2 separate regions of the Mus musculus genome follow, and region 2 is linked to region 1. Evidence: chromatin loops called from intact Hi-C (ENCODE). Cell type or tissue: left cerebral cortex. All regions are shown on one strand. Region 1 holds the start of Mir7026 (microRNA 7026). Region 2 overlaps Ep400 (E1A binding protein p400).

Region 1 (5,000 bases):
CTTTAAAATTGGGGGTGGAGATACCCTCAGCAGCTCTTTCACTGTTCAGGATTGAATTATTGATTAGAATTATTTATCAGTTAATGGTGTTACTGATGTGTGTGTGTAGTCTGTATTTTCTGTATAAAATTGAATCCATATATAATTTATGTATAAAATCATATAATTCTTGGACATCATTTCCTATTTTTGTTGTGTCTCTTTCACTTGTCTCTCCACTTAGATTCCAAGTTTTATACCCAACACGAGAAGGGAGAGTAGACATTCTTGTTTCGTTTTAGTGGAAATGTTTTGAGGATTTCTCTATTTAGCTTAGGTTTATTTTGCCTTTATCATGTTGAAACATGTTCCCCTTCCAGGACACAGAAATGTTGGATTTTGTCACAGGCCCTTTCTGAATCCAATGAGATGATCATGTGGTTTGTCCTTGAGTCTGATTATGTGTGGTGTATTAAGTTTATTGACTGACCCATGCTGAATAATCCTTGCATGTCTGGGATGAAGCCATCTTGATCATGGTGTATCTTTAAAAAAATTACAAATTTAGTTTTAAATATTTGAGAATTTTTACATATATGTTAAGAGGTTGGCTTTTTTTTTTTTTTTTTTTTTTTTTTGGGTGCATCTTTGCTTTTGGCATCAGGCTAAAACTGAATTCAAGAAATAATTTATTGTTCCCTCCTTTCTTACTTTCCAGAATAACTTGAGTAGTACTGGTATTAGTTATTTGAAGGTCTGATAGAATTTGTTGAGACACAAATTAGACTTTGTTTACTAATGTATGATTGGCTTTGGAGAAAGTTTTTGTTTGTTTGTTTTTTTTGCAGTGGGTCCTTGGCATCAGGAATAAGTTCTCTGGCAGTGTTTTTGATATGGTTATCTGGTATTTGGATCTGGTTGTGAGTTCTTGGGGTCACTTTGTGTTGATCTGCAAATGGGGTATCAGATGTGGTCCAGCTCAGCAAGGTCATGACAAGTGGAACACAGCAACTCAATGTTTTGAACCAATCCTTCACATGTCTGCCTTAGAGAAACATCTCTGCTTCATTTGTGCCCCAGCAAAATACCATCTGACACAACTGACTTGGTTTGTCTGGGTCTGTATAGGATGGCATCTGGTGATGGTAGTGGACATACCAGAAGAGGTGGTGACCATGGGGCCAGCTAGGTTGAGGGCCACCTGGGGATCTGCCTGCATGAGGCTGGGCATGAGCAGAACCCGAAGGAAGAGCAGAACCCGAAGGAAGAGGTGTGAGAGCTGATTTTGCTTGATAGGTCTAAGCAGAAATGAAGCAGTTTTTCCAGTATCCTAATGGAAGGTGTCCAGGATAGGGCTGTGTATGGCTCTACACTGGGGTCACCTGATCATCTAGGGTAGAAGGGGGACTGTGCTCATAAGGACATTTCTATTCCTGGTGCAGTCCTGTTGCCTGGTAGCTAAAGAGGAAGACCTTGGCCATGACTTTGGAGCAATACAGACTGAAAGCCTTTGGTGCCAACATTGCTCCTTTTGTTTATTAAGACAGAACAAGAAAGGTGTAGAAAGGTTATTTATTAGCCTTTGCTTAGTAGGACATCTTGTCCTTTTAAAATCCTATTCAAGTACAAATGCTTGTGTTTACAAAGTATTTACAATTTCAGTCCTGTTTCTTACATTTTTAAAAAAACACAACAGCTATCTGGTTGAAAAATAAACAAAAGCAACTGCCAAAAATGAAGACTCTGCTTCTCACATTGCCTTTTGGGTCCCACCAAACATGGCTTGGGCACACTGAAGAAGGCTGCCACCACAGTGAGAAGGATGGAGAAAAAGGTATGTTGTTCACAAAGGAGCCCATGGATCTACAAGGAACAGGAGCTGCTGCTGGGAGCCAGATACCAGGTACCTAGGAACCTCCAAAGCTTCCCAACACAGCACACACCAAGACAAAATGATGGGGTTTTGTTTATGAGACTGCATACAGGACCTCTTCTGTTTTTCAACACCTGCTACTTTCCCCATGTTTCACATTAAGAGCTCAAAAGTGAGTTCTGGGTGGCATCAGGTATTGTCACATTCCTGCCCACACAGGACACAAACAGTGGGATAGACATGATGGCACACAACACAACCACTTCCAGGCTGCAGTGCTAACATGACAGCACAGGCAATTCAGGCCAGAGGACAGGCATCAGCACTGATGTGGAACATGGACCTTCCGCTCTGGCATAGTCACCTTGCAATAGTAAGAAGAGTAAACACAGATAGGACTTGGCTTCATTTTAACTAACCCCTTCAACTGCAATGGGCCGTAACAGGCACAACAGTTCAGCCATGACATCTGAAATTGATAAAGTGCTGCCAGGGGTGGGGTGGACCAAATGATGCCTTCCTAAGCAAATACTAGGCTTCCCAGACTAAGCCTAGACCAGGAGAAAAGTAAGGGAAAGTAACGTTGGTTTCAACTCCACCAGGCTACAGCACCTGAGACCCACACTAGCTTGTCACAAGAACACTGTAAAGGATCCACGGAGGTGCCTAGTAAAATGTGTCTAAACACAAACTTACTATACAGAGATGGTATCAGCCCCAGAGCATCATTCAAATCAAAGCTAATGTTCACGGGGGCAAGATGGGTGCCTGTAACAAAAGCCATACTGAGAAGGGTATATGCACTTTAAGAGAGAGGACCAGAGTGGAGGCTCTGGAAAGAGACTTGGATCTCTCCTGCTGAAGGACTACAATGCATGTGCTGAACAGTAGTGGTATCCAACAATGGTAGGATATGGAGTCCTACCAAGTACTGAGCTGTGCACACTAAGAGAAACTGTGCACTGCCATGGATTGCCACTGTCACATGTACACAGGACAAAGTCAAACAACTGTGTAGCCAGCCACCCTATAGGCAGCAGATCCCAGAGTCCACAAACAGTATAGAGTTCTGCCAGGACAGCCTAACATAGTATCAACCAATTTCCATCCTACTGGCATGGAGGTTTGGTGGGCGTCTTCAGCCTCACAGCAGGAACTCTCATTTGCAACTTTGGCTGCTGGCTTGGGCTGTCAGAGCTGGCTGGAAGCTGTGCTGGGCTTGGGCCACCAGGGGTCTGCAGTGATGCTGAGGCTGTCGTCACCACCTGCTGCTGGATGAGCTTCTGCTGCACCAGCTGGGCTGTTGCAGTCACCGTTGGGATCATCTGTACCTGTTGCCCTGCTGCCGTTGCCTGTGTGAGCGTCACCGTCTGTGGAGAAGCCTAAGCCAAGACCAGAAAGCACATGTTACCAGAACCACTGCATATACCCCATGGTCTCAGAAACGCAGCGAAGGATTTGGGCCAGTGTAACTTCATTTGGTTTCTTCAAATCAACAGGCAACTTAAAGTGAAAATGTTTCAGTATTTAAAACAAAAGCTATGTCAACTTGCCACCTTACCTCCACCTGGATCCCATGCTGCTGACACTCCCCAGAAGCTGTAATCCTACCTTGTGGAAAATGCCAAAGGTGCCTGCTGAAAGCAGGTTCAGGCGCAAGCCAAGTCCTTAAGCTCAGTAGTCCTGCTCTGGAAATTCCCTAGTTATTTCCCCTGAAAGCTCATCTTTTTGTGTGCATTAATTATGAAAACCAAAATCAATTCTCAAATTACTAGCATCCTGCTTCTGAAGGATGAAAACCTTTCACAAATTGTGGCCCCGCCTGCCCCCAGGTCTGCACAGCCTACCTGCTGAGAAGCTGATGCAACTTGTTGTATACTGGCCACAGGTGTTTGTTGCTGCACAACTTGAGGAAGTTTTGCAACCTTTGACAAGGCAAGCATAGGATTCAAAATACATGCACAAACATCTCTTTTTTTAAGCAAACATAATATCATGTAATATGAAGAAACAATCTAAGTGCGCCCACCAGGATCCTAGGAATGTGAAGAGCAACTGAAACCTTCATAAACAACCCATAACTCATGAGGATTCTAGTTTCATATTTTAACTTTCTCCTTTAGTAAATGTGACTTAGCCAGCAAGCTAAGCGGACCAGGAGGCCTTACCAGGACAAGCACTGAGACTTCCAAGTCGTTTCATCCATCATAATCAAAAGCTCACTTACATAAAAAACAAAACTTCCTACCCTGTGTTCACTTCCTACAGACAGTTGCTGCAGAAGTAAATCTCTTGCTGTTGTCAAAATTCACTTTTGTTTTTCCAATGCAAAAACAAGAGGTTTATTTTCCAGCATGTCAGGGTCAACCCTCAATCAGCAAAATTTACTTTTTAAAAGCTGAAGTTGTGGCTCAGTAATGAAATTCTTCTCATGAAGCCACAGGTTGAATTCTCAGAATCACAAACACTATAAAAGTTCCCGATACAGACTGTGGTGGCACCTACAACCTCCAGCACACTGAAGCTGGCCAGTATGGTGAGTTTGAGGTCAACATGGGCTATAGATACAGCACGTTCAGTGCTAGCCTGGGCAGTATAAAACAATCTTCTAACTATCTGTTTAATAGACAGATTTCTGTAACCTCTAGCATGCATATAGGGGATCCTAAAGCCTGTTGTAGCAATGTTCATGTGTCTGAAATTCAAAAATGTGTGCAAACATTCATACAAATTAATACTTTTTAAAAATCACCCCCCTCCCTGCCTCATGCTTACCTGGATCTGAGTCTGAACCTGCTGAGTCCCGGCCAGTTTCTGGGCCTGGGAGATGGGTGTGGTCAGAAACTGGGTTTTAAGGGCTGGCTGGGCAGCATAAGCGACCTTCTGCTGCGGGCCCTGAGTAGTGATCTGTTGGGTGGTCAGCTGAAAAAAAAAAAAGAAACAGCAGAGGCTCAGCCAGGTGAGACTAGGTTCACTACTCATAACCTCAGCAACTGCCACGGTCTGTATCTCCTAGGAAGTATGGTCAGGACTATCCTAAGATCTTGGCATTGCCCTACCTTTAAGCCATTGGAGGATACCTATGGCAAGTCACTACATACAGGAGTCAGTGTATCCTGATTGAACCCACAGTCCCAGTGGAAAAATC
Region 2 (5,000 bases), 44 kb after region 1:
GTGCTATTAGGAGATGTGGCTTTTTTGGAGTAGATGTGACCTTGTTGGAGGAAGTGCCTCACTGTGTAGGCAGGCATTAAGGTCTCCTATGCTCAAGCTCCACCCAGACAGAACTAGAGTTTCCACCTGGCTGCCTTCGGATTAAGACGCAAAAGTCCTGGCCTTTGTGCACACTGCCATGCTTCCCTCCATGATGATAATAGACTAAACCTCTGAAACTTACGCCCCAATTAAATGTTTGCCTTTATGAGTTACTTAGATCACAGTGTCTCTTCATAGCAATAAAAGCCTAACTAAGACAATATACTAAGGAATTTAAGGGTAACTGAAGGGTTTTTCCTTTATCTGCTGGTGGTGGCATTTGACCTACATGGAAGCTCCAACTCCTTTCTCACAAAATTACTTCTAACTAGAACTAGCACATCACTAAGGTCAACAAAAGAAAATGTCAACATTTTGCTGAAATATTTGACAGAAACCAGTGCTACAGCAACATGGCCGAATATTTTCTGCTTGTGTATATGGAGGTTGATTGAACACAGTAAATGCTGTGAAGGTGCATTCACTGCTCCTACTCTAGACTAAATGACAGGCAAGAGTTGGGGGGTGAACTGTTTAGGTCATAGGATGATATAACATGGCATGGTTAATATGCCCCACTGGCTTCCTTCCAGAAAGACCATACTGACCAGGTGGAGTAATGGCTACTTTCAAAGAGTAAGCTGGTCAATCGTCTGCATCCATATTAACTACCCAGATATGATGGTTCAAATATGCTTAGCCTCCAGGAAGCGGCAATATTAGGAGGTGTGGCCTTGTTGGAGGAAGTGTGCCACAGTGTGTGGCAGGGTTCCTATGCTCAAGCTCCACCCAGTGCAGAAGAGAGACCTTCCTATCTGCAGATGATAGTCTTCTCCTGGCTGCCTTCTGATCAAGATGTAGAGCTCCTCCAGCACCACTGTCTGCCTGCATGCTGTCACGCTTCCTGCCATGATGATAATGGACTGAACCTCTGAAACTGTAAGCCAGCCGCAATTAAATGTCCTTTATAAGAGTTGCCTTGGTCATGGTGTCCAGTCACAGGAATGGAACCCTAAGACAACAGGCTAACACAAGCAGGAGCAGCACGCAGTGGAATAGATATCAAGCTACAATGGCAGGTGTGTAGATTAAGCATATATAATACCCGAGTAAGAGAAAGGGAAGAGAGGGTTTTCTGGAGCCTTCAGAGTTCCTGGTTGCCTCACTCATAGGCTCACTTACTGAGGCAACAGGGTGCATCGGCTTCTCATTGGTCAGGTAGGCAAACCAGCACTTACCTAGGCTGTAGGATGACATCCTCATATAAGGCCTTCTGACGACTGGAAAGGCGGCACTTCAGAACATGCTCATATTTCCTGGTTAGCTGTTTCTCCACATCTCTCTTGGTTCTCCTCAAAATAAATGGCTGTGTGACCTGGAGAAAATAATAACCATTTTTCTCGCCATGGTGTACTTAGCAGAGGGCAGATAAACTTTAAATGAGTCAGCTGTAGTCACAGAAGCAAACATACCCTGTGTAACCTTATGACCATTTTGTGATAGTAATCCTGGTTTTCCTCATTGGGGGCTTTCAGAGGAAAGCTCAGATAAGGCCTGGAGATCCCAGGAATGAGGAAGTGCACCATGGTCCAGAGCTCCAGGAAAGTGTTGTGCAGAGGAACATCGATCAGAAGCAGGCGCTGCTGGCTATAAACAAAATGGGGCAATGTTGGAACTTTGAAAACATAAGTAGGCTGCATAACTTTTCTACAGCAATGTATGAGAAAAGTGGAGACAGAAACTCTACATATGCCTTCAGGGAACGGACGGGCACAGTGGCACACACAGCACTTGGGGAAGAGGAAACTGAGTCAGAGGCAGGCAGACCTTTACATTCAAGGCCAGTCTGGTCTACATAGAAAGCTCCCGTATAACCAAGACTACATAGTGAGACCCTGTCTCAAAGAAAAGGACTGAACACAGGGATGCTGTGTCTCTTAGGTCCAACAATGCTGTGACAAAGGAGAAGGAAATTTCTTTTCACTAAATTGATATATGTATGCAATGATTTAAATTTCTTTAATGAATCTTTAGGTAAGAACAGCTGGAGATTTGAAGACAGAACACTTGGGTACAGTCAGACCTCTGCAGCTTGAAGATGGCTTCCCAGTGCCGCTCAGTCATGCCCTTCACCCTCTGCATTTCGTCAACAACAAGGCATTTCCAGTGCACCCTTGAGAAGGCAGTGTAGCCCCTGAAGAACTGCTTATAGGACGTGATGCAGATGTGGAAGTTATTGGGCTCGGTCCACTCCTGCAATACAGAAAGAAGCTCCATCTCCCCTGCAACCACCCCGAGGCAAGCTGTGAATATCACCAGCAATACAATCCATTCTGCAGAACAACTACACAAGAAAATTCCAAGGTATTATTATTCTCTGTTCTTCTAGAGCCTAATGGACTTTTGTTGACAATTTAGGCCTCTGTGTCTAGTGTCTAAACACTAGACACTAGACAATTAGGCTATTGTCTAGTGACAATAAGGCACTAGAAATTATCATTGGGAAAATAGATTACCAGAGAAGATACTGGCTTTTATAGTGTATAATCCAAGCAAGGAAGGCAAAAACAACAACAACAAAAACCAAACAAACAAATAAAGATGTCTACATTGCAACTAACGGCAATGAAATTTTTAAAGCAAACTAGAGAATGGGCTATGGTCTAACACATCCTCTCTAAAATTCATGAGCACTGGATCCCCACTGTGGCAGCATTAAGATTGGGACCGTCTTCAGTTCCCAAGAATGAGTCAGTGCTTTATGAAAGGGTGGCAAAGATCCAAGGAAAACCCTTCTGCATTTCTGCCCTCATTTATGTAAGCATACAACAAGAAATATATCACCTTAGAAATTGAAACCAGGTCCGCACCAGCTGCCAAATTTATCAGGAACTTGGTCTTAGATTTCTAACTACGCTCCTGTTCTTTATTAATTATGTTCTCTATGCTTTTTTGTTCTATACTTTTGCAGCAGGAGAAAAATACTAAGATAAAAGATCTTAATAAAAGAAAAATACTATGGTAAAAGATCTTTTAGTAAATTTTGCTTGGCACAGTGTCTAAAAGTGAGCCAAAACTTCAAATGATAAAAACTGATCTATACACATTCAATTGGAAGTTGGCACTATTAAGTAACTGGAGGTCAAAGGAAACTTTTATCTGTCACAAATATTCCTGCTTAATCCAGACAAATCATAAAGAACTCAGGAGGTCTCACACACTCCATTAGTCTTGAGGTAAGTAGTACTGTATTCTCTCTCCAGACAAATACTCCATTCTGAACTATTTTCCTTACAGTATTGGGAACTAAACTCAGGGCCCATACATGTCAAGAAAGCACTCTATTGTCAGGCAGTGGTGGAATATGCCTTTAATCCTAGCACTTGGGAGGCAGAGGCGCAGAGGCAGGTGGATTTTTGAGTTTGAGGCCAGCCTGGTCTATAGAGTGAGTTCCAGGATAGCCAGGGATACACAGAGAAACCCTGTCTCGAAAAACCAAAAAAGAAAAAGCAAGCAAGCAAGCAAGCAAGCACGCACTCTATTACATCTGTAGACCAGAAGGGAAATGGGACCTCAAGCCTAAGCAGCTTTTTCCAGATAAGTGGGAGTCCACCTTGTGTCCTCTCTGCTTCAATTCTAGAACTGAATATACATTTGGTAACTTACAAATATGTCTATGATATGCATTAAGCAGCACGTAACTGTACTCAAAGTGGTGGAAGCAGGAGGACCAAATGTTTGAACCCAGTCTGGGATACTTAAGATTTTAGGTTTAGGGCTGGAGAGATGGCTAAGTGGTTAAGAGCACTGGTTAAAGTCCTGAGCTCAAATCCCAGCAACCACATGGTGGCTCACAACCATCCGTAATGAGATCTAATGCCTTCTTCTGGTGCATCTGAAGACAGCTACAGTGTACTTAGATATTATAATAATAATAATAATAAAAACAAATCTTTTTAAAAAAGATTTTAGGTTTAGAAAAATTAAGGTGTTTAGCTTTATTTTATGCTTAATTACTATTAAGGAACATGAGAGTTATATCTGTGATGATGTGCATGTACCACAACATGCCTATAGAGATCAGAGTACAACTTTGTGGAATTGGTTCTTTCCTTTGTACCTTCATGTGGCTTCTAGGGATCAAATTAGGCTGTCAGGCTTATGGAGTAAGTGCGTTTCAATCTGCCAGGCCATCTCTCCAGTCCCAGTATACCATATTTAAAAGCTATTTAGCTAAAGGCATAATTCCCTGGCACACCTCTTGTTAGGAAATGTGGAACCTATCTCCAGCACTGCAAAACAAAGAAAGAGAGAGGGTGGTGGCAATGGAATGGCACTACCTGTCTCTTTGCTTTGAGTTCTCTGTGGCTGCCAACATAAGAAAGAGTTTTGAGGCCAGGACACCAGCGTTTCAACTCGAGTTCCCACTTGAGTATGTTACAACTCCTCATGACAACAAGATGAGGGCCCCAGTTACCTATGAAAGAAAGAAATAAAAATCTGTGAGATCCAGGTACCTAAAGTTGAGTTTGATCAGAAGTTTAAATACATGGCCCACAAAGAATGCAGAATCCAAGTAAACAAAAACTATTCTCCAGTCGAATTAAACTGCCCAGAGTATTACCCAGGCGTGTCGCCTGCTGCACTGTAACAAAGTCAGGTTCTCTAGAAACACACACATAAAACCAGGACCCACTGATAACCATAAGAACTTCTATCATTTGAGCCTGAGAAAGAACACTTTTCTAAGCTAGGTGTGGTGGCGCATGCCTTTTATCCCAATACTCAGGAAGCAATGGCAAGTAGAACTTTATGAATTCGAGGTCAGCCAAAGCTGCATAGTGAAACTTTATCTCAAAACACAATCTAACCTCCAAGAAAAGCCTTTATCTATGGCAAGCAACTACCCCAAACAAGAA

The links. Hi-C counts contacts between places; a loop is a spot of excess contacts. Peaks named below come from ENCODE experiments on the same cell type or tissue, not always from the same donor. Only the 100,000 strongest peaks of a DNase experiment are listed, where the experiment ranks them.
Region 2: a loop joins it to region 1, with 2.1 times the contacts of the local background. A loop is called at or near these places in 4 of 42 quality-filtered maps.

Annotation. Positions count from the first base shown.
Region 1 is chr5:110,662,841-110,667,840 of GRCm38, forward strand. It overlaps Ep400 (E1A binding protein p400), which reads right to left. Exons shown (of 52, transcript NM_029337.2): 50 at 4,628-4,774; 51 at 3,700-3,777; 52 at 1,533-3,234. The coding sequence ends at 2,962. It overlaps Mir7026 (microRNA 7026), which reads right to left and starts at 3,301; the gene lies at 3,235-3,301. It also overlaps a transcript of Ddx51 not described here. In left cerebral cortex, no CTCF peak of the experiment used is centred here; no DNase peak of the experiment used is centred here.
Region 2 is chr5:110,706,610-110,711,609 of GRCm38, forward strand. It overlaps Ep400 (E1A binding protein p400), which reads right to left. Exons shown (of 52, transcript NM_029337.2): 16 at 4,422-4,558; 17 at 2,165-2,334; 18 at 1,554-1,728; 19 at 1,320-1,456. Among named protein-coding and RNA genes, the nearest start is that of Gm22716, 32 kb to the left of the region's middle. In left cerebral cortex, no CTCF peak of the experiment used is centred here; a DNase peak (open chromatin) is centred at 2,858; H3K27ac peaks cover 263 bases.